2 separate regions of the Homo sapiens genome follow, and region 2 is linked to region 1. The links are chromatin loops, found by intact Hi-C in ENCODE. Cell type or tissue: PC-9. All regions are shown on one strand. Links, peaks and the distances in the headings refer to the core of each region. The heading gives the core; the rest is flanking DNA. Region 1 overlaps NMNAT3 (nicotinamide nucleotide adenylyltransferase 3). Region 2 overlaps COPB2-DT (COPB2 divergent transcript).

The links. Peaks named below come from ENCODE experiments on the same cell type or tissue, not always from the same donor. Only the 100,000 strongest peaks of a DNase experiment are listed, where the experiment ranks them.
Region 2: a loop joins it to region 1, with 4 times the contacts of the local background. A loop is called at or near these places in 1 of 110 quality-filtered maps.

Annotation. Positions count from the first base shown.
Region 1 is chr3:139,550,722-139,566,534 of GRCh38, forward strand. NMNAT3 (nicotinamide nucleotide adenylyltransferase 3) reads right to left here. Exons shown (of 7, transcript NM_001401600.1): 7 at 9,470-10,671. The coding sequence ends at 10,289. All of the region lies in intron 3 of COPB2-DT (COPB2 divergent transcript), which reads left to right. Among named protein-coding and RNA genes, the nearest start is that of RBP1, 19 kb to the left of the region's middle. In PC-9, for the core only: no CTCF peak of the experiment used is centred there; DNase peaks (open chromatin) are centred at 7,830 and 9,010; H3K27ac peaks cover 1,196 bases.
Region 2 is chr3:139,469,019-139,484,831 of GRCh38, forward strand. The region is part of intron 3 of COPB2-DT (COPB2 divergent transcript); the gene reads left to right. It overlaps RBP2 (retinol binding protein 2), which reads right to left and starts at 7,498. Exons shown (of 4, transcript NM_004164.3): 1 at 7,369-7,498. The coding sequence starts at 7,441. RefSeq lists an enhancer at 3,829-5,028. In PC-9, for the core only: no CTCF peak of the experiment used is centred there; a DNase peak (open chromatin) is centred at 9,423.

The DNA of each region.
Region 1 (15,813 bases), core at 7,567-10,066:
GTCCATCCGTCTTTATTTTAAAACAGATATTTTCACTTTAGTGCACGATTGAGAATCACAAGGGATGCAGAGAAATGCTCGAGGCCTGCGTAGATTACAGAAGTGGCCATAAATCACAATGCTTTGCAGCTCCTCTCATCAAGAGATGGGGTATATTTTCCCAACCCTTGAATTTAGGCTGGCCTCATGACTTGCTTTGATCAGTAGAATTTGTGGTGGAAGCAATTAGTTGTTATCGGTTCTGGGCATAACCTCCAGAGGCCTTGCAGCTTCTGTTCTCAGACACTTGGGACACTACTACCTGCTTCCAGGTGAACACATCTGGCTGGTCTGATGGGTGACAGACACATGGCTCAGCCACCCACATTATCTCAGACAACCACCAGTCACCACTGTACATGTAAGTGAGCCCAGGCAAGATCAGCTGATCTTTGCCCAGAGGTACCAGCTAACTGTTAGACTCATGAAAAATAATAAGTGGTTCTGATTTTAGATCACTTAATTTTGGAGTGGTTCATTACACAGCAAAAGGTAATGACTCAAGGGAGTAGCATATTCAAAATCCTGCCCATCTTAAAATAATTGTATCTGCACATAGGCTCCCGGGGCCCTTGACAAAGTACTTGCCTTTATTTTCCTTGACAGACCAAATAGTGGATGTGGAGGAGCCCCAGGCAAGACACAGGAGCACTGGGATACATCGTGATGAGCATAAAAGAAAGGTTCAGAAATTTTTTTTCATAAAGCCTGATGAAGACCATGACGAGGATGATCCCAGCCACTGTTTGCGTGGTCACCATGTAGCAAATATGTTGCGTATATTATCTAATTTAATCCTTGAACCACAGCATGGGATAGGTGTTCTTATCACTCTTTTACAGATGCAAATAATGAAATTTGGAGAGAGTAAGTAATTGGCTGAATACCGCATACATAGTTTCAAGTCAAAAAATCTTAATTCTAACCCAGTTCTGTGTGATTCCAAAGCCCACACTGTTTTCTGTTATTGCCACACTGTGGAGTCATTATTTGGGTAGCCTCCTTGGAGGTGTGGGATAGGGTGTGATTTTTGTTGAATTCACACCTTTCAGTTGGTTATTTCTCAGTCTAGGGTCCACCTGAGGAACTAAGAAAACCATTTTGTTTGGGCCTCTGGATGTCTGGGCAACCACAGTGTACCTAAGGGCAGGAGAAGCACAGAAAGGGGCTCAGGGAGGACCGGGGTGATGAAGCAAGAACACAGTTGGTTAACTTAGAGCTTAGGGTTGGGTCAAGATGCCCGGTGTGCTACTGAGAATTGATGCAGTGGTCTGGAGACCTGAGAGTCCAACTCAGACTTGCTCTGGAAATCTGCCTGCACCCCATTTCATTCCAATCTTTCCAGGTCAGGCAATGTAAATGGATTTCTCCTCATGGACTCTCTGACATTCCCTGATTCAGAGGCAGAGAACCCCCATATCGCCTCAGTTATCTAATACAGAGTGACACCAACATAAGCCTTGAGGTCAGAGGAGGGGGACCAGAGTTAGGAGGGGGAGCTTTCTGGAAGACACGGGGCTCAAGGGGGTCCCAAAGACAGAATAGTACTAAGAGGGGATAGGAGGAGAGGGGAGTGCATTCTGGATCAGAGAAATGGTATGGGCAAATATTGTGAGGTGGGAAGCCAGTGATTTATTACAGCAACAGAGAAGATCTCAAGATGTTCAGGGGAGAGGGTTCATGGATAAACAACTAGAGAACAGACAGGAGCAAAAGGAAGTGATGAGATTCAGAGGCTCAAAGGTCGACCGAGAAGCCAGGCGTTTTTCTCGAGATGATGAGAAGCTATTGAATGCTTTTGACACCCGAGTGACTGCAGCACAATTTGAAGATATTTTGGGAGGAATTATCTTGGGAGGGGGTGAAGGGCAGATGCGCTCCATCCCCTAGGAGCTCTGCAGAGGTTCATCAGAGGCCAAGCTGTCTGCTGCTGCCAGGGCACGCCTACCTGCATTTCTTCCTTCTCTCAATTCTCAGTGTCTCCTAAATAGAGACCATTTGCCTCAGAGTCCTGGGGTGTTGTTAAAGCCCAGATTCCTGGGCCTACTCCAGGTTACTGAATCAGAGTCTGGATGCGCCCAGCAGATGGCATCTTTACCAAGCTCTGTAGGTGAGTCTTATGCTCTCTGCATGTTGGGAACCTGAGCCCAGATATCTTTATAGCTCAGTTGCCCTGGCCACTTCCCTGTGCTCTGACCCTGGCAATCTGGGGCAATCTGAGGCCCAGGGCCTTGGCCTTCCTGTCTCTATTAGCAGGAGCTCAGTAGATGTCCATTAGTCATAACTGAGATGGCAGAGGACACCGTGGGCCTGATAACATTTGTGAAGGCTGGGGAGAATTTTCTGAAATAATCTCCATGGCTGGCACAGTGTTGACATAGATGTGAATGTCTGGGCTTGGTCTGGCTGTTCCAGAAAAACAGTATTGCTCATCACAGCAACCATCACCATTGTCCACTTCTGGCCTGCTGATGGCAGGCTTTCCAGCCAGGCTGTGGTCTTATTTCACCCATTCATTCACTCAGGGTTTGAGTTACTTTCCCTCCTCCCTCCCTCCCTCCCTCCCTCACTTCCTTTCTTCCATCATCCCCCTACCCTTCTTTCTATTTAAGATGCAAGGAGCAGAAACAGATTCTGGAGAACTTAAGAAATAAGAAAATTTATTAGATGGATTATCAAGCAGTAAACAACATTTTTGGGAGGGAAATAAGAAAAACAAGTGTGACCTCATACTGGGTTCTGGTTAGAACACAGCCACTAGAACAAACTCCAGTCTTTTTCAGTCTGTTGCTGTACTTCAGGTTTAAAATCTGGGAATGAGCATGCAGCAATGCTCCACCAGATGAGGAAGAAAAGCTGTTAAAAGGAACTCAGGATGTTGTTAGGAAGGGGGAGTGGATGCCAGGCCTTCACCAGACTATCCAGAAGCCATTCCATGGGGTATTTGGTCTGCATACTGTGAGACACTGAGCTGGTTCCAACACAGCCCCTGCTGTCACCAGGTACACAGTCAGGCCAAGGAGACAGCCACGGAAATGGGAAAACCAGGATGAGTGGAGATGTGACTGGGGATGTACAGGGGCTCGGGAGCACAGAGGAGAGACTCTCCTCCAGCTTTGATGGGAATGAGGTGCAGGGTACTGGTTAGGGAAGACAGGTCTCTGGAAGAGATGACACCTTGAGATGAGATGAAAATCCACACAATCCTCACAAGCATCCATTTGTACAAATTTGCCATCCTTTTTCCAAGAAGCCAGTTGAATTTTGGAGACAAGGTTCTGGGGCTGCAGAGGATTGGGCCCTCATGCCTGGCTTGATGCTCCCAGTTCTGAGCTCAGTGCGCCTCTTGGGCAGGAGTTTCCTGGTTCCTCTGCAGAATCGGCCTGAAGGTGGTGGCTCACCAGCCAGCTTCAGTCCCTTTCCTCTGCCCTCCCCTGTGGAAGTCAGGCTCATCCAGGCCCAGCTTCTGCCCAACCAGCCAGGCTCAGGTGCTGGATGCCCACAGTGGAAGGAGAACAGTGAAGAGGGGCTGACATGTAGGTGCCATCCCCGCCAGCTTTCCTTTCTCCCTCCAGTGGTGTGGTTTGGCCACCAGCATGCCACCCTAGTCTACTGCCTCTAGCAAAACAGGAGTAAGAGGATATATGCACAAAATGCCAGGTTACTTGGGTTACTTTGTGATTTAAGGGGCACTTACTCAACTGTTTGGGGTGCCTATCATTTCCTTCTTCCTACTTACTCTTCCCCTTTACAGAAATGTCACTGCCACAGTTTGAAGAAGAAACATATGGCCCCGACCTGCCAGTCATGGCCACATGGGCAAGGATGAACAAGTCCATTCAGGGACAGCGCATGTCTCTGGGAATTTGGAATCATGACACTGAGATGAGGGGTGAAGGGGGAGGGTCATCTGGCCATAGATGTTAAGGCTGCTGGATAGGGAGAGAGAAGGAGAGAGAAGAAGAGAAAGAGAGAAGATAGGGAAGAGAGAGAAGGAGGGAGAGAGAGGGAGAGAAAAGGAGAGAGAAAGGAGAGAGAGGAGGAAGGAGAGAGAGAGGAAGAAAGAGATGGACAGAGGGAAGAAGAGGGAGAAAGGGGAAGAGGAGGGAGAGAGGGAAGGACAGGGAGAGAGAAGGGAGAGAGAAAGGAAGAGGAGGAGGAGGGAGAGAGAGAGGGGAGAGGAGGGAACTTCAATTTCTTCTTTTTTTCCCAGTTCTCCTGAAACCTATCATATGTCCTGTCATTGGGTCCTTCCATTCTTGACATTCTTATGATACCTGATGCTCCCACCTCCTTTATTTAGGCAGTTTGAAGAGTTCCTTTTTGCCAATAATTAAAAATAATCCTTGACTTAGGCACCCAGCAAATGCTAGGAACAATGTTTGCCCGTGAATTGCTATCTCTTTGTGGCAAATAAATTCCTGAAATTCTTCATCATAGATTATCTGTTGAAATAAATAAATGGATTTTGCTCATGTTTGTCTCAAAGATAATGAAGGAGATTCTCTGGAAAGGAATAAGGAAATGAGAATTTTAGCAGCTCTATGGGATTCTGCTTTTTATTTTTTTAAAAATCAACTTACTTAAAATCTACTGTCTACAATCTGGTAAGATCTATTAGAATAAAATGTACACATACCATTTAACATAGCAATAAACACTCCTGGGAATCTATCCAACAAAAGCACTGGCTTCTAAGGGTTTATGCATAAGAGTGTTTGTTGCAGCATTGTTTGTAGCAGGAAAAAAAAAACTAGAAAAAAACTTTAGACAGTAACTTACTAAACTGTTCTTCTAAATATTGTGTTGCACATACTATCAAGTATATGTGTATAAAAAGGGGTTCTTCCCAGGAGGCAGAGGTTGCAGTGAGCCAAGATCGCGCCACTGCACTCCAGCCTGGGTGACAGAGTGAGACTCCATTTAAAAAAAAAAAAGGTGGGGGTTCTTTGTGAAAACATGCCTCAGAAACACTGGTTTACACAAAGTTAAACAGGTTTGTTTATCATGGGCTTCTCAGAACAATTCAGATGATTATTCAGACATTATTTTATGAAATATTTATTGAGCACCCACTATGAGCCAGAAGCTGTACTTAGGAGAAGAGTCAACAGTTTCAGGAGTCATGAGTGTCCCCAAGGAGAAGGGCAGGGAGGTAGGACTGCAGTGGGCAGAGCCAGAGAGGCTTCCTGCGAGACGTGACTTGAGGTAGAGAGTTGAAGAAGACTCTGAGTTACTCCAAGGAAGTGGAGAAGCAAGAAAGCGTGCCAGGCAGAGGGAACAGCACCTGCTGGAGCACTCATGGGAAGGAGGGTGGGGTGAGAAACTGGAGAAAGCCCCATGGATGAAGCAGAGACAGAAAGAGCTGCCGGGGGGAGGCGGCCACCCCATGAGGAGCTGGGTTTTCACTTCAAATGCAAGCAGGAGAAACTCAGGGGAATTTTTCTTTTAAACACCTTAATTAAGGTGTCATTTAAATAACACAATATCTACCCATTTTATGGGCACAGTTTGATGAGCCTTAGTAAATGTACACAGTTGTGCAACTATCATCACAATCTAGTTTTAGAACATTTTTATCACCCCCAAAATTTTCTTGTGCCCACTTGCTGTCAATGCCATTCCCAGGCACTGACCTGCTTTTGCTTCTATAGTTTTGCCTTTTCTAGAAATTTCATGTGAATGGAATCATTTAATATGTATCTTCTGTGTCTGGTTTCTTTCACTTAGCTCATTTTGAGGTTCATCCATGTTGTTGCAGGCATCACTAGTCCTTTGTAAAATTGCTGAACAGTATCCCATTGCATGGATATAATACATTTGTTTATATATTTGTCAGTTGAGGGGCACCTGAATTGCTTCCTGTGTTTACTATAGTGAATTATGGTGCTACAGATGTTTGCCTATAAGTCTGAGTGGACATATGTTTTTACCTCCTTTTAATAGATATCTAAGAGTGGATGCTAGATTGATTTGAACTATTTTAGTGGGCATAAAATGGTATCTCAGTGTGGTTCTGGTTTGTATTTCTCTAATGACTAATGGTGTTGAGCACCTTTTCATGTGCTAATTATATTCATCTATGTTATCTTCTTTGGTGAAACATCTTGTTTGGGGACTTGCTTGAGGGACTCACAGACCTCAGAGGCAGTTGCATCCATGCAATGGTTACCATAGTGAAACACCACACAACAGGAGGAAAGGCACATAAGGTAGAGTCTGGAGGTGTCCACATGCAGGCTTTTAAAGTTCTGTCTTCTAGGGTGGGGTTTGCACTGAACATGCTTCTCTCCCCAGCAGTGAAATGCAGCAACAGTGCATGCTGTTTCTGCCTGGGGGCCTTGCTTGAGACTCGACATCCAGAGTTTTTTGTGGCCTAGTGATGTAGGCACTCTTCTGCCACACAACCAATGGTGATTACTGAAATTCCAAACTCCTAGGAGAAAAGCAGGTGTGCACCATTAATCATACTGTTTGTACAAACAGTTTAGGCAAGCTGGTACTGTAGGATTCAGTGCCCTGGGAAGGCAAAACAGCCTTATCAGCTGGAAACATAGGTAACATTCCAAAAGCCAGGTTCTCAGATGCCAGGCAAAGGCCAGCTCCACAGGCAGACCCTTCTACAGAGCAACATCAGGCCTGCTGTGTTCCCGTCTCCCGCACATGTCTAGTCAAATCTTTTGGTCATTTTTTAATTGAGTTGTTAGTCTTCTTATTTTTGTCATCAGAGTTCTTTAGATATCCTGAATTTAAATTGTTTATTAGATATACATTTTGCAATTTTTTCCCCAGTCTGTGGCTTATCTTTTCATTTTCTTAATGTCCCTCAGAAGGAGTTTGGGAAGGGAAGTAATATGACCAGATTTGCACACACATACAGCTGCCCTACCTGCTATGTGGAGAATGGACTGGAGGGGTCAGGACTGGATTGGGGCATCCTGTTAGGAGGCTGTTGGGTGATCCAAGTGAGAGATGATGGCAGTTTGGATGGAGAAGCAACAGAAGGGATGGAGAAAAGCAGCTCCATACAGCGGGTGTATAGAAGGTAGGACTGAGAGGGCACGCACTCCACACATTATAGATTTTCAACAGGGGAACAGAAAGGAGGCCTCCCCAAACTCATGCACAGAACACATTATTATTATTCTTTCTAGTAGTGAAACTCCATTCATTTGTGGGATTTACATATTTGATAATTTGGAAATGTAGGACAAGATGAATTTGAAGATTCCCTCTAGTCCTCACAGTCTGTGGTGCCATGAACAATCCTCTATGAGGTTATTTCAACAATACTAAAATACTCTGAGGCGTGTGCCTAGATGCATTATTACAGATTGTTTATTAGTCACACATGTATATCTATAATGCCAATTTTTGATCCAGGAAAATAACTTCATGACTGAAACTGAACACAATCTGTGCATGAAGATCCTTGCAGAAAGGGAGGGCAGAAATACTGTTAGCCTAGAAAGTGTGAGGATGGGGATAAGGAAATTCATATTCATGTATTAACCCAATTACCAAATGTACCTTGCAAATCTGGAGCGCTGTTGGTTTAACATGGGATTTCACATCATTCCGTCCCAAGTGACACAGACAGTATTATAAATGAAAAATCCTTTCCTCAGGCTAGGATACAGAGCTCCTCTCATTTGGGCACTACATGCTATCACAGGAGAACCTTTATTTAAGGCTGGAAATTCTATTTACTCAGGAGCCCAAACCACTGTTTTTCTGTTCTTGCAAAATAAACAAAACACCCTGGCAAAGCAGATGCAGAAAAGACCCGAGGGAACGGAAAGGAATGTGGAATCAGGTATGCAGGTCAGTGTTAACACAATAAGTCAGGAGCACAGCAGTGATACATATTTCTCTTCTGATGCTAAAAAAAGGAGGCTACATGAATCAATGAGATAAAGTGAGAGTACAGAAATTAAGACATATAATGTTTTATTTATATATGTATTTAATGAAGTAGGTTTTGTTGTTTTATTTTAGAAAGAGACAACATAAAGGCTCAGAAATGGATGTTTTGCCTGGTAGGGGCTGCATGATGCACACATGGATCAGGGAGATGATGACATCACCTCCAGACTGGTTGGACTTGGTGCCCTGAGCCTATGGAAAGCCTGGACAGGGGCATGGGGGCTTCAGACACCTGCTGTCAGGTGCATGATGCAATAAGGTACCCCTTCTCCAGGAAGTGATGATGAATCCAGCTCAGCATGCTGCACATTTTGGCCTCTTCTTCCTCAAGGCCTTTGCATGTGATGTTCCCTCTTCCTGAAAGCCAGCTGCCTCCACCCATCCCCAGATCTTGTGAACTCACCCTTCAGGTCTCAAATACATTGTCACTTCCCTTCTGTCTACACTGTCATCAGGGCAAATGGCAAATCCATTTTGTAGAGTCAAAACCTTGTATAATTTTGAAGGCCCTTTTCCAGAAATAAGAATAAAAATTATTGATTTGAAATTAGAGATCCATATAATTAGGGCCCTTTCTGGGACCCTGGAAACAAAGATTCTCTGCCCCTGGGGAGCTTCCAGTCTGGCTAGACATGCACTGGATCCAAAGAAGGCTGGGTAGGCTGAAGTCAGAGGCACTCAGAGTCTTAGAAAACCAGAACTAGAAGATAATTTAGAGGTGTCTGATTAAACCTCCCATTTTAGAGGCAGGGAAATGGAGGCTCACAGTGGGGGAAGGGAGTTAGTCAAAGTCACACAGCTTGCTGTGGCAGCTTTTGGACAAGGCTGTCTGATTCCTATCCCCCTGGATTCTCAGGGTCCTTAGGGACCTCTTGGAGTGCAGAGTTCATTTAGGGTGAGGAATGGCTGGCAGCTTCAGCGGTTGCAGGGATCAAAATCTGCTCCCCACCCTGACCTTGCTGGATCCAGAAAATCCTGATTTCCTACTTCACTTCATGACACATATGCAAACACTGAGATGTTTTGCGGGGGGGGAGAAAATAGATTCTTCCTAACGGGCCCTTTGTTTTTCTGCATGACTAAACCTGTAGCAAGGATGAACCAGAGTAAAACCATGGAGACGTAAATTCTGAATGCATTCAGTCATGTGGTCAGCAAGTATAATGAGTAAACCCAAACATAATTAGGCCAATCAAAACCTTTCCCTAATTTGGTAACGGAATGACAAATCCTACATGCACATGAGGCCCCTGTTCTAATATTTCAGAGACCTACCTGAAAAGAGCTATCGGCCCAGTGGTTTCTTTTAGAAGGCCGTTTGTGTGGCACCAAAAAGCAATTGCTTCCTCCATTCCTACTACCTGGAAACACAAACTTTTAAATTCATGCCAGTTCAATTGGAACAGTAGCAAATTTCATGAAGCAGCTAAAAAGAAGAGCAACAGCTGGTACATCAGGCATTAATAATATAACAAAGGAAGAAAAAAGAGAAATTTTTCATTAGTACTTTTTGATGTCAATTTATTATTTATCCCTTTGCCAGTATTCAAACAGACAGGCAGTCATAAAACATTAAAAAAGATCCTTTAAAACGGTCAGGCATCTGTTTTACCTCAGTTCCTTTTTAGAAACCTGGAAATCAGGAGCCCCGGCTTTTATGCTATAGCAAGTTTGACACTTGCTGTATCAAAAATATTGCTTGAGGATCACTACGTAGAAAGAGTTTTGTTTAAATTTTATGAAAAGCTGGTTAGGCAGGCAGACAATGGTTTCTAAGGCAAGATCCAGTGTAAATCAGCAATGTGCTGTTTCCAACTGTTTGACTCCTCAGTTCATATTCTGAAACCAGGGCGTTGACAAAACCCACTGTTCAGTAATTAGCATCCTGTCAAATCTTTCCAATCAAGACTAGCATGCTGCACCTGGTCCTAGTTAAAAAACACATTGTGGGCAATTCTGATCTGACCCTCAGGGGCCGCTGCCATGCTCAGAACTGCATTCAGCGTGCATGCCATAATTACCATCCACACAAAATAAGTAGACCTCCTTGTCCAGCAGCTCTGAGAGATTCTGCCTAATCCTAATGACCTGCCACACCATTTTAACTTCTTTGATAAATGTCTATCCTTGTGATTTAGACCTTTCCTCTCCTGTAAAGAAGGTATCTCTTCCTGGGACAGAAGACTCCTCAGAAGTAGAATCACTGTAGAAATAAAGCAAATGAAAAATGGAGAAGCAAAAACCAAAGTAAAACAGAAACCTTAACAGCCCTCTCCCCAGCAGGAGCTTGTTGGAGGAGGTGTGGGTGCTGAGTCCCCCCTCCCTAGCTTGTCTTGCCCTCAGTGCTCTGGGTGCTTTTGCCTTTCCAGGTACTGCCCTTGGTGTAGAGGCCATGGTCCTTGATGTACGTGATGACAGCATCGGGAATCAGGTACTTTACGCTCTGCCCTTGGCCCAAGGCTCGCCTGATGTATGTGGCACTGATCTCATTCTGCACAGGCTCCTTGGCCAGGTGAATGTTGTGCTGGTGCATCCGTAGGATGGGAGATTCTGCGATGTAACCTTTTGGGTCGTGACCTACTCGGCCCACGCACACCAAGCCAAACTTCTCCACTATTTCCTGGATGTGCGCATCCTTCCAGAGGTTGGGGGTCTGGAAGGTCTTCAAGACGTCTGCCCCACAGAGAAGCTTCAGCTCAGGCACAGCTGCAAAAACAAGGATGGACCCAGTAAAGTTAGAGAGAGGTCACTGCCAGGAAAGACAACATCATTGGAAAGTCTCACAAAATGCTTTTCTTGGATGTATCGAGAACTCAGTGTCTCCATGTTCATGACTTGAAAAGAAAAAGCATGTAAATGAATCTGCAGCCATTTCAGGGAATACAGTTGTAAGTAATGATTTAATCAATACACCTTTTGTTTAATATTGGAAAAGTGCCAAGGAATACGATTTTTTTTCTTTTCAGTGTTCTAACAGAAGTCTGTCTGTGGTTGCTTTGGACCAAGGCAGAGTGCTCTAAAGGTGGCTGTGCTGTACCCAGTACTGTGTCTTCTGATAGAAGGTAAGGTTCTGAAAGCTCTGAGACCAACAAGCCATGGGCCTTGGACAAGTCACTGCCTTATTTGAAATCCATTTCAGCCCTTGTGTTACTAGGAACTAGTACCTGGCACTTTTATATAACAATCTCACTATAAAGATTAATTATAAAGGCTCTTTGGATAAACAAAAGGTCTCTAAGACTCCAGCTGGTGGCCTTTTCATTGCAGTTTCCAATAAAACAAAGCTCTAGAACAATGCTTAATGTGGATAATCCTTTGGAATGTGTTCTAACAGAATGCTAATTGTGATAATGAAATAATACATAACATTTATTGGGAGATTACTGTGGGCACTACTACTAAGCTCTTTATGTGTATAATACCATATGCACCCCAGAACAATTTATGAGGTGAGTATTGTGCCCATTTTATGGAGGGGGCAACTGAGGCAGAGAGAGATAAGTGACTTGCCTGAGGTCACTCAGTTAGGCAGATAAGTCAGGTGTCAAACCCAGGCAGCCATCCTCCAGGTGTGGCATTTGTAACTGCTGGGTTCTGCTGCTGCCTGCTGGTGGAAATCTGTACCTGCATTATACTGGAGAAGCCCTTCCTAGAGTTCCAGACTGATTTTCCTGGCACTATCCGTGTCCCTCTTGGTGAGCTAATCAGCAAAGGAAATCCAAGTCTATGCTAGAAACAAGCTGCAGGGTCTCTGATTCTTCCAGAAGCTGATCCCAGCTTCAGTAAATGGCAAAGACTGGGGTCCCAGAGTACTGGCCCCTGTCAGTCACCACAAAGTCTGAGTAAAGAGAGGCTCCAGGGCTACCATACTGGAGAAAAACTTGTGTAAATGGTCAGTTTAGGATCCTCTAAGGTGGAACCTTTAAAGGAATCCAAATGTGGACCAGAGAGATGAGTTCACACAAAAGCACTGGAGCAACTGTGGAATGGAAAGTGAGAGACTGGAGGTGTCATGGAGAAGTCTGAGTCCTGGCCTCAACTGGGCACAGGCTGCTGTGCGGCCAGAGCCAAGACCTTTCTCTGGGTATCAGTTTCCCCATCCATGAGATGATGAGCTCTAGACTCATTTAAAGCAACATATGCAATCACAGAAACACACTTTTCAAATGCTCTAGCGGCATAATACTGGTCTAGTAAACGATATTCAAACATTCCTTCATTCATGCATGTATGAACTCTTAGTGGTTACAAACTAAGACTCTAGAGCCAGACACCTTACACCCAAATTCTGGTTCTGACGTTCAATACCTCATGTGATCTCAACTTTAAAATGAGGATATTACCCTTCATTTATTCATTCATTCACTTATCCATTTACTCATTTATCTACCACTCTATTCATAGAAACACCCACTCAACATTTATGAATTGTCTCCCAGTGTCTGGCCTTTTTAAACCAATAAAACAGCATTTAACAATTATTCAGTAACTCACACTTTTCACTAATTTGGGCTGGTCCCATTGCTCACAACACATATGTATATTTGAACGGTTCTGCATCTGTGAAGTTTTACTCCAATTTCTTATCTATCCAACCAGTGTAGTATAAAGGAGAACAGTGTTTGGTCTTTCAAACAATTAGGTAGTTTTATGTGGTCTTCCTATGGGGGAGGTACTATGATGTGCATTTCATTCCAGGATTTGCTGGGACCTGGGACACACCCCCTCTCTTCCTACAGGTCAGAGAACAGAGAAGATACCACCTCCTTTTTCCAATAGATTTTTTTGTGGGGACAATTTCTGCATGTCAGTTTCAACATTGGGTACCGTTTGATTCATTAACAATGACAGCAAGGAATACTATTCACTTTGAGCCTTGCCTAGAAGGAACAAGGGCCCACACCTCCCCTGCCCCCCAAATCAAAGGCATGTCTGTGAGGCTGGTGGTGCCTGTTATTTCATGACGACAATACCATGTGATAGATCACTTCTCGGGCAACATGGGCCTCAGACTTCTAATTCCTGGCAGTCCTGTCTTCAGGGCTCACAAACGCATTCACACATCTCTTCCAAATCCATTTACAACACTGTTACAAAATTTTTAGACCGAGTGACTCTATCCAAGTCCTAAGTATGTAACTCCAGGGTGTAGTATAAAGAAATCAATACGATTTCTCCTAACAGTGATACAGATACATAAACAAATGGGATGTCCATAGGCATTCTGGGGGCAGTGTGCTCTACCTTTGAGTAGCTAAGGGCTTTGAAAGGTAGATAAAACTGAAATTTACATAGACTGTGAGGGAAGTGCCACTAGGATCTTTGAAAGTTTGGTTGTCCTAAGTCTGTGAGATCAAAGAACACCAATCTTGAGGTCAGTCAGCTCTGGGTTCAACTTTAAATCTGCTGGTACCCTCAGGAAAATTACTTAGCCTATGGGCCTGTTTCTTCAGCCATAAAATGGGGATAGTAAAGCTTTCTTTGGAAGTTATGGGAATTGAGTGATGGAGAGAATGCAATGTAAATTTCCTGTCTGGCGCAGCATGTGAACACTGCCACCAACAGTGATGTCTGTCATGGTACCTCACAGACACACTCAGAAATGTGGGACTTCTGGGTCTAAACAGGACATGAGAGATGAAGCATCTGACAGGCAGCACCTAAATTTACCATACAAGGCCACCTTGGAACATTCAGTATAAAACGGAAACAGATAAAGGGCCTGCTCTGTTGGGAGAGGGAATCCTCTGAATGTGGCTGAGCTGTGCTTGGTTCCATCAGCCATGGGTGGGCGCCACCTTCACAAAAGACAGACAGAGTCAGCTGTTAAAGAACTGAAGGCATCATCCATCCCAAAGTGTCACACCCAAGCAGCCCAGAATGTAGCAATCCATATGACTCTGGGTGAGCCCAAGGAGGCCTGCAAATCATAGAAGTGATGGGCAAAGCAAGGCTCTGGCAGCCAGAAATTGCCGAGCTCATCACGTAATTTGCAACCCCAGAGTATAACAGCACACCAATAAAATACGCAGCACACAAAATGGTCCTTTAGAAATATGTCACTAGTAACACACATGCCATCTCATCAAAAGCCAAACTTATGCTGAGAAAAATTCCACCTTCCTGTTTTTAATTGCTCTACATTTTACCCCAATTACAAACATCAAACTGTGTTCATTATGGAATGTATGGAAAATATGTAAGTATTTAAAGCAGAAATAACAACAACAATATTAATTCTGCTTTCTACAAAACACCATCAGTTTTTAGTGTATTTCCTTAGTCTTTTCTATTTAGACATGCTAACAGATGGGAAGTATAGTCATATTTTTATATACTTAAGATTATATGCAGTATTGTATCCTGATTTTTTTCCACTTCCTTCATAAGTGTTTCTCCACATCATCAAAACCTTTTATGTAGTTTCTTTATGCTATGTATACAGTATAATTTAGGTATACTTTCCTTTATATTTAAACATTGATATTGCTTTTACTTCCTGCCATTGTAAAAACTGTTGTGATAAACATCTTTCTGCATAAATCTTTGTCCCAATCTCTAATTATTTCCTTAGCCAGATTCCTAGAATGGGAATTTATCAAGCAAAGAGTGCAAAGATTTTTAAAGTCCCTGATATATTTTGGTAAACTGAAAAACATAGTTTTCTTTTTTTAAAAATTTTATTATTATTGTACTTTAAGTTTTAGGGTACATGTGCACAACGTGCAGGTTTGTTACATACGTATACATATGCCATGTTGGTGTGCTGCACCCATTAACTCGTCATTTAGCATTAGGTATATCTCCTAATGCTATCCCTCCCCCCTTCCCCCACCCCACAACAGTCCCTACTGTGTGATGTTCCCCTTCCTGTGTCCATGTGTTCTCATTGTTCAATTCCCACCTACGAGTGAGAACATGCGGTGTTTGGTTTTTTGTCCTTGTGATAGTTTGCTGAGAATGATGGTTTCCAGTTTCATCCATGTCCCTACAAAGGACATGAACTCATCATTTTCTATGGCTGCATAGAATTCCATGGTGTATATGTGCCACATTTTCTTAATCCAGTCTATCGTTGTTGGACATTTGGGTTGGTTCCAAGTCTTCGCTATTGTGAATAGTGCTGCAATAAACATACGTGTGCATGTGTCTTTATAGCAGCATGATTTATAATCCTTTGGGTATATACCCAGTAATGGGATGGCTGGGTCAAATGGTATTTCTAGTTCTAGATCCCTGAGGAATCGCCACACTGAATTCCACAATGGTTGAACTAGTTTACAGTCCCACCAAAGTGTAAAATTCTCCCTATTTCTCCACCTCCTCTCCAGCACCTGTTGTTTCCTGACTTTTTAATGATCGCCATTCTAACTGGTGTGAGATGGTATCTCATTGTGGTTTTGATTTGCATTTCTCTGATGGCCAGTGATGATGAGCATTTTTTCATGTGTTTTTTGGCTGCATAAATGTCTTCTTTTGAGAAGTGTCTGTTCATATCCTTTGCCCACTTTCTGATGGAGTTGTTTGTTTTTTTCTTGTAAATTTGTTTGAGTTCATTGTAGATTCTGGATATTAGCCCTTTGTCAGATGAGTAGGTTGCAAAAATTTTCTCCCATTCTGTAAGTTACCTGTTCACTCTGATGGTAGTTTCTTTTGCTGTGCAGAAGCTCTTTAGTTTAATTAGATCCCATTTGTCAATTTTGGCTTTCATTGCCATTGCTTTTGGTGTTTTAGACATGAAGTCCTTGCCCATGCCTATGTCCTGAATGGTAATGCCTAGGTTTTCTTCTAGGGTTTTTATGGTTTTAGGTCTAACATTTAAGTCTTTAATCCATCTTGAATTAATTT
Region 2 (15,813 bases), core at 8,466-10,965, 81 kb before region 1:
AAATGCTTTGTAATGTGCTTATGAAAAAAGCTAAAGTTGCAGGCAAAAAGGGCAGGTGCTCTTTGTAAATTAAAGAGCAGAGAGGCACAAGTATTCATCATATGAAATCTGAGAACCATTCAAAGTGCAGCTTTGATGGGCTTCAAATTTGGACTCCTTAATTCTCAAATCATTGGCACTCTTAGGCAATTGTGAGAAGCAGAGTGTAAGAACAATTTTCTCCTTTTTTCCATGCCACTTCCTCCTCCAGAAAACACATTTAGAAAGGAATTAGATGAGATCCCTGCCTGCCTCCTCCTCTCACTTCCTTCTAGGCACCGGGGGCAGGCTGGAGACCCTAGGGTGCCTCCCTGCTCCCTATGCACTGTTTCTCCTCCCCATTCTTAGTCTACTGCATGCTTACTGGGATGGACATTAGAGTGGAGCTGATGCCAACACATGCAAGGGGAGACTTGTACAAAGGGATGACACCTATCATTACCTAGGCTTTTTCCATCCCTCAGCATTTCCCCTTTGAAAGTCCTACCAGGTACCATATGGTTCAAGTAGAGACTTTGGCAACGTGTATACCTTCATTGACTTGTGAGCACCATCAGGAATCCAGATTTTATGAAACAAATTCTTAATTGGAGCATCAGACATCTATCTGTCTGTCTGTCTGTCTGTCTGTCTATCTATCTATCTATCTATCTATCTATCTATCTATCTATCTATCTACCTACTCATTTTCACCCAGGGACTCTGAGTGATTCTCTTTCAGTGTTTCTGAGGGTCCTGCCTATTTACTTTGGATGCCTCCATTTGGACATACCTTGTTCACAGTGAAGCTCTTTCTTCCCTACCTCCATGTTTTATACCCCTACCAAGAACAGTGCTGAGGAAAGGGCTGTGGGTGTTAGAAGCAGATAGCCTGGGCTCCTGTCTTAGGCTCCATCATTTCCTAACCACACGTGGCCATGGATAAGTCTCTCCACTTCTCTGGATTCCTCACCCCATAAAACGGAAGGCATTTCTTCTGAATTTATCTCTGACTATATCCTGAGCTCTATATCCCATATCAAAGTGCCAATTTTAATACTCCATTTGAATGTGTAACATATCTGAAACCAAAATATGCAAACCAGAATTCTTAATGCATGCTCCCCCGCCACCCCAGCCTGGTACCTCCCCACCAAAACTCACTCCTCCCGGTGACTTCCCCATTTCAGGCAATGGGATTGTCATCTGCCCAGTTATTCAGGCCTAAGCCTGGGACCCAAATTCATTTCTATCATTTCCTCTCACTTCATATTCATCTGCAAACCCCGTGAGCTTTATCTGCAAAATATATGCTGAATCTGTCCTCTTTTCTCCAGCTCCACAGGCACTGCCCTAGCCCAAGCCATGGTCATTTCCTGCCTGGACAACACAGCAGCCTCCTAATGGGTCTCTCATCCTCTCTGCTTGCAATCTTGCCCTCCTATGATTCATTTTCCATGCTGTGGCCATAGTGATCCTTAAAGAATACAAAGAGGATTAATTTGTCTTCCCAGCATAAGGCTGGTATCTGCTTTGCCTTCTGCCTACCTTTCTACTCTCACTCCCTGACCACACCCCCAACCCCTCCGGCTCACACACTTTCAACTCCCAACACACCAGCTTTCTCAAATCCTTGGGCCCAAGTGATTCTCCCCCCTCAGCCTCCTGAGTAGCTGGGACCACAGGAACGTGCTACCAGGCCCAGCTAATTTTTTTATTTTCTATTTTTTGTAGAGGCAGAAGCCTCACTATGTTGCCTAGGCTCATCATGAACTCCTGGCCTCATGTCACCCTCTTGCCTTGGCCTCCCAAAGTGTTGGGATTACAGGTGTGAGCCATCACACCTGGCTTCATGTTCTTGAACACACCCAAAACCTTTGCACTTGCTGTCCCCTGTGTCCAGAATAATACTAGTCAGCGTTCAAACCTGGGTTCCACTGTCACCCCCTCAAACCTTCCCTGACCACCCATCACACGCCACTCCATTATTCTTTTAATTTTCTTCTCAGCACTCACCACTACCCAAAATAACCTTAAACTATTTGTTTACTTTCTGTCTCCCCACTAGCATGTAAACTCTATGCTGGCAGGGAACTCGTCTCCTCATTTCCCACTATATCTCCAATGCCTAGAGCACTTCCTGATTTGTCATAGGTGCTCGATACATTTGTTGAAAACTGAATGCACTAAAATGAAGAAATGCATATAAAGCTCTAGTGTGATGTGTATCATGGTATGAGAATAATTTGTGCTTGTGCTCACCCATCATGCTAGACTGCAGGCTCTTAAATGGTCAAGATGAGATTTTGCACAAGACACATATTCGGGGAATATTTCCTGGCAGAGACCACTTAGATGGGAGCTGTCTGACTTCAGCCTCTCAGGGCTCTGCCTTCCTAGTGGAGCTTTCAGAGACCCACTAGAACTGTTTGTGATAGCCACTGCACTTTTAAGTTTGTGCATGTCAATTTAAGTGAAAAAGATGTTCTTCATAGAAGATAATCCTCACCTTCATTTGTGAATTAAGAAAATAATGGGTTTTCCCCAAATAGTTACAATTTATGGAATGAAAATTTCCTAAAAGAGGTATAAATTTAACATCTAATTTTTGGACACATGCTTCCCCATCTTCACTGGTAAAGTTATGTGATAGTTTTTCATGTTCTAGGCTGACTCCTCCCTGACTCTTCCTCCTCTAGTCACCAAATCCAGTCTATTTCCTGCTCTGGACATCTCCCTGTTCACCCTTTCTGGGTACTGCTCTCAATACCTTCCCAGGGTCATTGTAACAACCTCTTTAGTTCTCTGACAGTCTGCTGGTCTATTCACTCTATCTCTGTTAGAGTGAGCATTGATAGCATCTCTCTCCTCTGCATACAATTTCTTCCTAGACCCTCTCCTTGCAAGGTGAAGTTCATGTGCAGCACACTGACTTAAAGATCCTGTTGCTTTTCCAGACTATTCTTTTGCCTCCTCCTTGCACTTCACTCCTTGGTAATACAGTGCCTTCTGGTGTCCCAGGCCCATGCCTGTGCACACACCCATGGGGCTATGCCTGACTCCATCTCTGCATGGAGAACTCCTGTTCTTCCTTCAAAGCCCCACCAAGAAGTACTCAGGAAGCCTTTACTGACTCCATGTACTGTAGCTCCTTTCACCACCATGCACACACTTCTTGTTACTATTGTTCTATTGATACCCATAGCCCCTTTGAGCCCAAGGCATAGAATCTCAACTGGCCCATCTGTGGCAGATTATATTTTCTTAAATGGCTGCAATAACACCTCTCATCCTACATGCTGTTCTTACAATGCAACCTTGACATTCATCCCACTGAGAGGTGGGGTCTATGTCCCTTTTCCTTGAATGCAGGCAGGCTTGTACCACTTCAACCAATAGAATATGGTGGAAGTGGTACCCGGTAGCTTCTGAAGCTGGGTCATAAAAGGCCATGCAGCTTGTATCTCTTCTCTTTGGATACAGCCAGCATGCTGTGAAGAAACCCAGGTCACATGGGGAGACCACATGTAGATGCTGAAGGCCAGTTAAGGTCTCAGCTGCCAGCCAGCACCAACTGCCAGACATGCATATGAGTAAGGAAGCCTGAGATGGCTCCAGCCCCAGCTGCTGCCCAATTGCAACCAAATGAAAGACTTTGAGCAGGAACCATTGGGGTGAACCCAGTCAGCCCCCAGAACCATGAGAAATAATAATTAAATGACGTGGTTGTTCCAAACCACTACGTTTTGGGGGTAATTCATCAAACAGTAATAAAAAACAGGAATACCATTTGTGCATGGCTGTAACCTGACTCCTTGAGAGCAGATTCCAGGGTTGGTTCTGCTTCAGATGGCACAGTCCCTGGCATCCACAGCACCTTCTAAAGCTTTGGTAGAGAAGTTGAATGATTCCCACCTGGGCAGAGTTAATGAACTCTCTCCCAGTATTCTTTCACATTATTGAGACCTCCTTATGTCTGTCCTTCTTGATCATCTCTTAAAAATGAAGACCACCCCTCCCATTCCTTCATCGCCTGATCTGACCTGAAGGAGGACTGACTTCAGGACATGACAAGTTCCTCAGGGCAAAAGAGTTCACCAACTGGTTTCCTCACTGTCAAGAAAGAATCTGGGGTGAGAAACACCAGGTGCCTAAGAAGGCAGGAGAGGAAGTACCACTGACCCTTGGCTCACTCACCTTTTGAACTCTTAATGATGTAATTTGTGGCAAACCCAAAGGTTACCATGATGTGTTACTCTGCTGAGACTGGTGGCTGAGTCATGATGGGAGGCCAGTGTGTGGAGTGGGTCACTGGGCTAGTGACAAAGCCAGTTTACTGCCCAACCCCACATCTCAGTAGAGTTGCTCTTTCCTTACTGAACCAACAACCAGGCCCACAGAAAAAGCAAACTCTCTAGTGCTAGGGGTTAAAGTATTAGAAATCGATGATTCTTAGATAGGGAATAGGCACCATCCTTAACAATAGTCACACATTTGAGGATGTCTACACATACTCTTCCCAAATGCTAAGGGTCTCTCTGCTCAAAAGGGTAAGGAAGGCAAGCTTCGTTGACATCTCAGTGTTGGGAAAGCAGCCTGTCTTATGTCCTGGGCATGGAGGAAACTGTTGAGATCTGTTGGGCTGCTTTTAGCAGGTTAGATTGAAGGGGCAGCTCTTCCTTGCCTGCTTCTAGCTGAGCCCCCTGAGACCTGTCTTCAATCACTGCCATGCCTGCCCCACCCATGTTCCCACGGCAGGTTGAGAAGGACAAGGGGTCCTACCTCAATGGTGATAAGATGACTCTGGGTGAGGCATTTCTGCACAGGGCCTCATGACTTGGGCAGGAGCAAGTTTCTGGGGTCCTGAGACACTGGGCTGTCAGCATCTGGGTAAACCAGGCACCAACAGATTCCCACTCTGGGTTTACCTAGTAGTACCATGTATGGTATTAATCTTAATCAGTTGAGTGTCAGCCTAACACTCTACACTGCGGAGATCATGGGACAAAGAGATCAAACGACTTGCTCATTAGAGTGAAATCAATGTAATGTGATATTAAATTGGAAGTTTTGGCTGAAGCTTTAAGAGACAATAAATATTTGATGCCAAGGAGCATTAGGAAGTCCAATCTGAAACCTCAATGGTGAAGATATTCAAATATCACATTCACAACTTGTGAGCCCCTTACTCACATTAAAGGTGTAAGTTGATGTGAAAAGAGTCCAGAGGAAGGCTGTTGTTAGAGGCAGGATTTCTTGGAGAGAGCTGATGGTGTAGTGTACTCTGCATCCTCCCAACCCCCAGGAGGAGAAAGAGGGTGGTAGGAATGCTTGCTTCTCACCTTAAGCCTAGAGAGGTGGGCTTTAGGGGTCCACTCTGCAGAGCCATAAACTAAACAGAGCCTAGATTTTAAATCTAAGTCATCATAGGACTTTTTGTTACTGAAGCATAAGCAGCAAAAGACACAAGGTTTCTTTCTAATTATATTACTTGACTCTGGCTTATTCAGCATATTGCTGAAACCTTGAAACTTCCAAATAACCCTTGTTAAAGTACTTTTAATTGCTCAAAACCACAAGTACATCTAATATCATCTGGAGGGACAGGCAAGGCTGGGGCTATTATCTCTATTTGGCAGATGAGGAAACCGAGGTTCCAAAAGGTTAAAAAACTGGTTCACGGTCACAGAGCAAGCCCTGGACTCTAGTCCGAGCTGTGTTGACCCTTCTGCTTTGGTTTCCTTATCTGTATAATCTTGTTCAGAATTCTAGTTCCAAGCTATGCTCCAATCCATTTACCCATGTGTAGTATCAGAATCCCATTTCTATTGGCCACTCCTGGTACTAAAAATCACAGGTGCAACAGGGTTGAGGATGGGGCTCTGGTAGGAGGATTTTTGTCTCTTTCTTCCTCCTCCCAACTATATTGAGGTAAAAATCCTGCTAACCAGAATGAAAAGGAAAGCTATTCAGTGTTGGAAACCAGTCTAAAGAACATGAAGAGGCCGGGTGCGGTGGCTCACGTCTGTAATCCCAGCACTTTGGGAGGCCGAGGCGGGTGGATCACAAGGTCAGGAGATTGAGACCATCCTGGCTAACATAGTGAAATCCGTCTCTATTAAAAATACAAAAAATTAGCCAGGCGTGGTGGCGGGTGCCTGTAGTCCCAGCTACTCTGGAGGCTGAGGCAGGAGAATGGCATGAACCCGGGAGGTGGGCTTGCAGTGAGCTGAGATCGCGCCACTGCACTCCAGCCTGGGCGACAGAGCGAGACTCTGTCCCCAAAATAAAAAAAAAAAAAAAAAAAAAAAAGAACATGAAGAAAGTGCTTAGTTCCACAAATATGGAACATATCACAGCTCTCCTTTTTCATTGACATGGTGGACATTTTCAAGCTAGAAGTTTATCACACCAAAAAACTCATGATTTCCACTCTTGGAGAGACCTCCCACCATCATATCCAAGTTATTATTGGGCCTCTAACTCCACCCACTGCCGTTTCTCTCATTCTGCATGTGGAGGAAGTTCCAGCGAAGTTACCCCATATGTGGAGAACTTTAAAGCTAGAAGAGGTGATAAAGAGGCTGCTGAGGGATGGAATAAGGTCAGGCAGCCAAAGCCCCTTGCTCAGCACCTGGAGCACAGGAGCCACCCAGTAACTGTGAGCTCCCCTCTGGGGACCCACTCACTCTAGTCCCAGGCAGAACCTGTAGGCTGGGCAGGGCTATGTGTTTTCTGCCAGTTCCACAGGGAACCCACTCTGTGGTGAACTCAGGACATGCACCAATTGGTAGCCCTTGGCCTGGAACCCAGTTCAGAAGTCATATAAGCAGTGGGTTGTTTGTGCTATCTGACAACAGCCTCTCTAGGCTTCCATGAGCTTGATTTTCCCTAGGCTGAGAGATTTGCTAGCTATTTCTTTTCTGCTTCCCCATTACAAAACTGATAAAAGAACAATGCAGAGGTCATTGGTGGATAATATCAGGTCCAAGTGGTTATCAGAGAGATGGTGGTCACAAGGCAGAAGAGCGACTGTGTTATCCTCTCAAGTTTGGCTTTACTCTGTTGTGTGTGTATCCTCCTGACATACACATTCAGTGTATGTTTTCTGTGGGCCAGGCACTGTGCTAAGGCATCCTAGACATAATCTCATTTATCATTATTCCCAGTTTCCAGATGAGAAAACTGAGCCTCAGAGAATTCTTATGATCTGCCTAATATTGCACAGCTGTACATGAGGCATGAGGATTTGCCACAGGTCTGTTGAACTCCATAGCAGCACTGTCTGGAGGGCCAGACCACAGTACTCCCAACAACAGCTACCCTCCCCATCCCCAGTCTCCTCCTTACCCAGGGCCTTCATGTAGCCCTCAAAGTTTTCATTACTCTCCATCTCCCAGGTTCCATTCTGGTCCCTTGTCATGGTGGTGGCCACTGGTTCGGTGAGGGTTTGTGGTGGATGGCAAGGAGCAGGCTGCAGGGAGAATACACTGGAATGAGCTTCTTTTATAGCCTAGTGGGCCAGGTTTGTGACTCTGAAGATAAGAGGTTCAAAGGGCAGAAGCACAACTCAAAAGAACTTTTCTTTGTAAAGTTCAGCGAGACTATAGGTAACCCACGAACAAAGTCCTGGTATGGCCAGGCGTGGGTGTCCTAGTGTCCTGCACCATAAGCAGGGCCCTAGAGCAGCTCATTTTTGGCTGGCTGGGTCCCCATGGGCCCCTTGTCCCACACAGAACATTTCATCCAGTAATGGAAGAAAACAAACATCCAGGGTCTACCCCACATGTACTATGGGTCACTAGTACCCAGGCCTCAAGCCTGGAGTCTATCAGCCATGAATCCAGCACTCATAGCAAGGCTGGTGAAACTGAAAAGACAGAATTCACACCTGTGGAGCTCTACTCTACTCTGTTCCAGGCAGCATGCATACTTCATCTTGTTTCAGCTTACAAGAGCTCTGTGAGTTATGTTTAACCATCCTTATTTTACAGATGAGAAAGGATCATGGAGGTTAAATCACATGTCTAATCACAACTTGTAAGTGGTTGAGCCAGGATTCAAACTCAGATCTGTTGGGCTCCAAATCCTTTTCTTCAACAGTGTGCTAGGTCAGCTTTGAAAGAGGTTTGGAGCCTGACTTAAGAGACCAAATCTCTCTTGCTTCCCTGTGGAAGCAAGGTGCCCTGTGGACTTCCTAGCAGCAGGGTGAGACATGAGAAAAGTGTTTTCTGGGAACATGATTCTGCTAAAAGCAAGCTGAGCCTGGAGGGAGTCCAGATGGAGGCAGAGGGGTAGTGGAATGTTGTTTTAAGATCCAAGGGGAAAGCTGAGGATCACCTGGATCAAAGTGGGGGCATAGCTGGACAAGGACCCTTGGTTCAGGAATGTTCTCCAAATGGGCTGTCCCAATGGAAATGGGTTTAGTTTATTGCTCTGACACTCTATTCCAAGATGTGGTGTCTGAGAAGTGACTGTGAAGAATGGAGGTGTGGCCTGAGACAGATATACCATGAGTTCCCAAAGTGAGACCTATTTTGATGATGACACTGCAGCTCTCATATATGTATCCTTGTGCTGTGAAATCTAAGTAAATGACTCTGTGTGTGGTACGAGGGATATAAAACAGCACATTTATCTTTCAGTAAATACACTGGAGTTAGGAAGACAGAGTGAAAAATGGCCCAGCTGTTGTCAAAAGGCCAATGGGGAAAGGTAAGGGGTGAGAAAGAAATAACTTTACCACAAATGGAAAATGAGTGGAGGAAGGAGTAGACAGATAAGAAACCTTGGAGATTCATCCTGTGAAGTCCAGCCAGAAGCTGCTGTAGACTGAGCATTCAGCCTCCTGGGCTGGAGAAGTAGATAGTCCCTCCCAGGTCAAATTCCAGGGCCTCCACCGTCCCTCCTGCCTGCAACTGAGGCCTCCTACCCCGTAGGCCTCTCCTGTAAGAATGTGTAATGAGAAGCTGGCCTGGTAGGGGAAGGGGCTGGGGGCAAGACAGGAGTTGCTAATTGCACTAAGCCAGGGGCTTGGGTTTTCATGGGCATTGAGGGGGGAGGAATTTGTCTTGGTGTAAGACGCAAATTTGAAACTGAGATGTCTATATAAAGCCAGGCACTTGAAGGGCTACTCCCTCATTGAGGGTGTAAATTAGTCAAAATCTGCAGCAACAGACAAGAAAAAAGTTTATCTACTTGGCATGGGATCTACATAGGTTAAAAAAAAAAGTTCTGTTCTGCTCTGACCTTGGTTTGGGGTTTGAATTTATCCTTTCTGTTAGCTAAAATATTAAAATAATAAATGTCCTGTGCTTGTTAACATTTTTAAGCTGCCAGGAAGAAGTAAATGTAAAAGCTGTGAAGAGGAACACACCTTCAAAACCAGATCAACCAGAATTCTGTGTGATAAAGCCATGCCAAATATGAGCTCATAATCCAAAATTGTAACACACACTGACAAACACATACAAACTGATGCTCTTTGTAACCCACCAAGAGCATCATCAGAAGAAACATACAGTGAAATTAGATTTCCAGGAGTTTCAATTAATAAAATCAGGTACAGACTATAAAATAATTATGTTTAAAATGAATAAAGAAAATTTAAAAGCACTGAAAACATGAAAAAGGAATAAAATAATGTTTTTAAAAACAGATTAAAAATTTAAAAAGAGTAGTTCTTAAAAATATAATCACTAAAATTAAAAAGGTAATAGGTGGGTTAAACAGTTGATTAAACACAGCTTAAGAAAAATTAGTGAAATAGAAGATGCAGTCAAGGAGATTACCCAGAATATATTAACACAGAACATACTGTGATGCAAATGTAGATAAAAATAAAATTCTAAAATTTCCCGGAGAGAACAAAGACAACCATACAGATTACCTATAAAAGAACAATGTAATAATGAGATCGATATTAGGCTTTTCAACAACTCTGATGGAATATGACAAGGGAACAATATCTTGTAATAATGTGGGAAAATACATTTGAATAAAATTCTAAACCCAGTCAACTATCATTATATGGTAAGAGTTTCAGATATACTCTTACCATATAACCTTAGTTTCAGATATACTCTCGTACTTGAATGATATAAAAAAGTTTCAGATATAATAGCCACAATATGGAAACAACCCAGACTTCCATCAACGAGTTGATGGATAAATAAATTGTGGTATATTCACACAATGAAATACTACTCGACAGTAAAAAGGAGCACTCTCCTGATATACACAGCAAAGATGAATCTCACAGACATTATGCTGAGGGAAAGAAGCTTGACACAAAAGATCATATACTATATAATTTCATTTACATGAAACTCTAGAAAAGAACAAGCCTAATCTACAGTGATATACAATAGATCAGTTTTTGTGGGGCCAGGGAGAGCAGGTAAAGGTAAAACTCAAACTCTACCCTTGTGATCTGTGCCTTCTTATTGTATGTAAACTATACCTTAATAAAAAAGGTATAATTATGTTGATTATTTATAGAAAAGCAATTTAGTACAAACTCAAACTAAAATCATGTATTATACCCACATGAGTGATGGGAAGTAAACTTGTGCTAAGGAGGCTGTAATTACTGATTGACTATATGTTTGTGAGAGATATTAGTTTAAGCATTTTTTTTTAAATTAAGACTAACCCTTATAGAGCAGAGGTTCTCAACCTCTAACAAGCATTAGAATCATCTGGAGGCTTATTACAACACAGATCGCTGGGCTCCACCTCTAGAATTTCTGACTTAATAGGTTTGGGTTAGGGTCCAAGAATTTATGTTTTTAAGTAAGTTCCTGGGTGCTGCTGCGGCTGCTTGACAACCACAGTTGAGAACTACTGTTTTAGAGTAACAGAAATAAAAGAGGAAATAAATAGAGAGGGAAAATAAAATCCTAAAGCTTGGAGTCAGCCACACCAAGTTTTGAATCTACGTTTCAACGCTTCCTAACTGGGGGATCCGTAACGTTTCTGAGTCTCAGATTCATTCTTTGAGAATCAGGGTCATTGTAAGAATTAAACAACACCAAAAAACCAAAAAGCTCTTAACAGAGTCCTGGCACATAGTATGTGTTTGTTCCAAGATAGTAACTAGATATGGGGGCGACAGACCAAACTCCTAGTAAGTGTGTGACTTGTCCTAAGCCCTCAACAAAACACAGCTTCAGCATATTCTTCTGTTCCAGATCTATGTATGTGTAGGAACTGGGGTTGGTACTGAGGGGAAAAAGTGAGGGATAGTGGATGAGAAAAAGCAAGTGCTACTCAATAACTCAGCCACTATTGCCTACAACTTCCATTTAAGGAACACCACAATCTTAAAATTGGTAGCAGAGCCCAATTTCAAAAGTTCTGTCCTAGGGCCCCCAACTCTGTCCGCTACACTCACAAATCACATACCTGGACATTCCATTTTCTCAGTTGCCTGGGTGACTCCATTTCTGAATTTACTTACCTAAGTCCTTGTGGAATTCTTCAGGTGACTTTTAAGATGGAGGAAAATGATCAACTATAACCAATCTTTCCAGGTTACAAGAAGCTTTCTGGAGACTACATGAAAAAGAGCAGAGGTGGGTCTCCCTAGAAGCTTGGTTCTGAGATAAATCAGTCAGCTAAGAGTGAGCACAGCAAGGACTCTCAGGAATTTACCTGCTGTCCTTGGGAGCATCTGACTGCAGCAGCTGGGCTCCTGGGCTGGCTCCCTACAGGCAAGCAGTCTCTCTCTGGCCCAGGCCCAGGCCCACCCAGGCTCGCCGAGCTCTGTCCTGCTTTCTTCTTCCTCTTGATGTAAGAAGGCATTCCCTTAGCAGGCAAAGGGCCATTGGCTGGAATGTTTGCTCAGCTTGTACGCAGGTTTCCACTCCTGGGCAATGCCCCTGTGACTTGCACATCTAGCTTAATTGAATGTTCTCAGTAGGAGAACTAGATGCTCCATTAGATTTGTCCTCACATGGAGGCCCCGGGGAAAGTGTGTCTTGGAGTTCCTTCAGCCACTAGGTAGGGCTGGGTCTAGTCTTAATTTTTCATGTAAATTGTGCCCCTTCTTAAGGCAGAACAGGAGAACAGGGGGATTACAAATCCTCATCCCTCCCATGGCCACAAGGACTCAAATTGCTCTGGTCCAAGAAGGGGCCCTTTGCAATCCCCTTGTCCTCTCCAACCTCCCCCAACAGTTGAGAGTAGGTAGTAAGCTGGCAGTGGTCAATCCAAACCACCTCTTCCCAAGGGAGCTGTTCCTGCCTCTCTACCAAGGATCCTTGGAATGCCCTTGGCAATCCCATCCAGTGAAACTTGAGATTCCCTGACTTTTCTTTCCACTAGACCTAAGGAATGTATGGCATTTTCATTTGACATATTATGGAAATCTTTGCAAATCAGTACATATGATCTACTTCATTCTTGTTTATTTGTTTATCTATTCACATTTCATTGCATTTTAAAGCAGGTATTAATGTAATAACATTCACATAGTTAGAAATTCAAGCAATAGATATACAATGAAAAGTCTGGTTCACTCATGTTCATTTTCCACTATTGCTACTGTTAAACAGGAAACTATTTGTATTAATTTCTTGTGTATCTTTCCGGAGTTTCTTTATAAAATCAAATATAAAGATATATTTTCCCTCGTCTTTTTATCCAAAAAGTAGAATACAACAAACTTGAATCCTCATTTTTTTTACTTAATAGTATCTTTTTAAAAAATAATTATTTTTAATTTTTATGGGTACATAGTTTTTTATAGGTACATAATTTTTATGGGTACATAATTTTTATGGTTACAAACAGGAGGTATTTTGATATAGGCATACAATGCATAATAATCACATCAGGGCAAATGGGGGTATCTATCACCTCAAGAATTTATCCTTTCTTTGTGTTACAAACACTCCAGTTATACTCTTTTGGTTATTTTAAAATATTCTATAAACTGTTGTTGACTTTAATCACCCTGTTGTGCTTTTATAAAATACTCAATTTTATGTAATCTTTTTTGTACCCATTAACTATCCCCACTCCCCCTCCCCACTACTCTTCCCAGTCTCTGGTAATGATTATTCTATAATACTCTCCATTTCCATGAGTCCAGTTGTTTTAATTTCTAGCTCCCACAAATAAGTGAGAGCATGTAAAGCTTGTCTTTCTGTGCCTGGCTTATTTCACTTAACATGATGTTCTCCAGTTCCATTCATGTTGTTGCAAATGACAGGATCTTGATCTCTCTATGGCTGAATAGTACTCCATTGTGTATATGTACCATATTTTCTTTATCCATTCGTCTGTTGATGGACACTTGGGTTGATTCCAAATCTTGGCTATTGTGGCTAGTGCTGCAATAAACATGAAAGTGCAAATGTCTCTTTGATATACTGATTTCCTTTCTCTTTGTTATATACCTAGCAGTGGGATTGCTGGATTGTATAATAGCTCTATTTTTAGCTTTTTGAGGAACCTCTATACTGTTCTCCATAGTGAATGTACAAATTTACATTCCTACTAACAGTGTATCAGGGTTCCCTTTTCTCCACATCCTCAGCAGCCTATTGCCTGTCTTTTGGATACAAGCCATTTTAACTGGGGTGAGACGCTATCTCATTGTAGTTTTGATTAGCATTTCTCTGATGGTCAATGACGTTGAGCACCTTTTCATATACCTGTTTGTCATTTGTGTAACTTCTTTTGGGAAATATCTATTCAAATCTTTTGCCCATTTTAAAATCAGATTATCAGATTTTTGTCCTATTGAATTGTTTGAGCTCCTTATACATTCTGGTTATTAATCATTTGTCAGATGGATAGTTTGCAAATATTTTCTTTCATTCTGTGGGTTGTCTCTTCACTTTGTTGACTGTTTTCTTTGCTATGCAGAAGCTTTTTAACTTGATGTGATCTCACTTGCCTTTTTTTGCTTTTGTTGCCTGTGTTTGTGGAGTACTACTCAAGAAATCTTTGCCCAGGCCAATGTCCTGAAGATTTTCCCCAAAGTTTTCTTATAGTGGTTTCATAGTTTGAGGTCTTAGATTTAAGTCTTTAATCCATTTTATTTGATTTTTGTATATGGTGAGAGATGAGTCTAGTTTCATTCCCCTGCATATGGATATCCAGTTTCTACAGTGCCATTTATTGAAGAGACTGTTCTTTCTCCAATGTGTGTTCTTGGCCCTTTTGCTGAAAATGAGCTCACTGTAGATGTAGGGATTTGTTTCTGGGTTCTCTATTCTGTTCATTGGCCTATGTGTCTGTTTTTATGCCAGTACCATTTATTATAGCTCTGTAGTATAATTCGAAGGGAGGTAATGTGATTCCTCCAGTTTTGTTCTTTCTGCTCAGGATGGTTTTGGCTATTCTGGATATTTTGTGGTTCATTTAAATTTTCAGATTTTTTTTTTTATTTTTGTGAAGAATGTCATTAGTATTTTGAATGTCAGTAGTATTTTGTGAAGAACGTCAATAGTTTATAGTACATTTGGGATGGCATTGAATCTGTAGATTGCTTTAGGTATTATAGCATGGACATTTTAACAATATTGATTCTTCCTATTCATGAACATGGAATATTTTTCCGTTCTTTGGTGTTCTCTTCCATTTCTTGCATCAGTGCTTTATAGTTTTTATTGTAGAGATCTTTTACTTCTTTGGTTAAGTTTATTCCTAGCCATTTTATTTTATTTATGGCTATGTAAATGGGATTAGTTTTTTGATTTCTTTTCCAGGTTGTTTGCCATTGGCATGTATGAATACTACTGATTTTAGTATGTCGATTTTGCATCCTGGAACTTTACTGAATTTGTTTATTAGTTCTAGTAGATTTTTTGTGGCGTCTTTAGATTTTCCTAAATATAAGAAAATACCATCTGGATATTTTACAAAGATAATTTGGATATCCTTGTAAAAGGATATAAATACTAGTAAAGGATATATATCATATAGGTATATCAAAGTATATACAAAGTATACCAAAGGATATACTTACAAGGATATATATCCTGGATATAAATACAAGGATAATTTGTCTTTTTCCTTTCCAATTTAGATCCCCTTTCTTTCTTTCTCTTGCCTGATTGCTCTATCTAGGACTTCTAGTACTATGTTGAATAACAGTGGTGACAGTGGGCATCCTTATCTTGATCTAGATCTCAGAGGAAAAGCTTTCAGTTTTTCCCTATTCAGTATGATATTAGCTGAGGGTTTGTCATGTATGGCTTTTATTGTGTTGAGGTATGTTCCTTCTATACACAGTTTTTTGAGGTTTTTCTTTTTTATCATGAAAGGATGTTGAACTTTATCAAATGCTTTTTCAGGATCAACTGAAATGATCATATAGTTTTTGTCCTTCATTCTGTTGATATGATATATCACATTGATTTATTTGCATATGTGAAACTATCTCTTGCATCCCTGGTATAAATCCCACTTGGTCATGATGAATGATCCTTTTAATGTGTTGTTGAATTTGGTTTGCTAGTATCTCATTGAGAATTTTTGCATCAATGTTTATCAGAGACGTTGACTTGTAGTTTTCTTTTTTTGACGGGTCTTTGTCTGGTTTTGGTATCAGGATAATACTGGCCGCATAGAATGGGTTTGGAAGTATTCCTTCCTCCTTTATTTTTTGGAATAGTTTGACTAGAATTGATACTGGTTCTTCTTTAAATGTTTGGCAGAATTCAGCAGTGAAGCCATCAGGTCCTAGGCATTATTTTGCTGAGACTTTTTATTATGGCTTCAATCTCGTTACTTGTTATTGGTGTATCAGGTTTTGAATTTCTTCATGGTTCAATCTTGGTA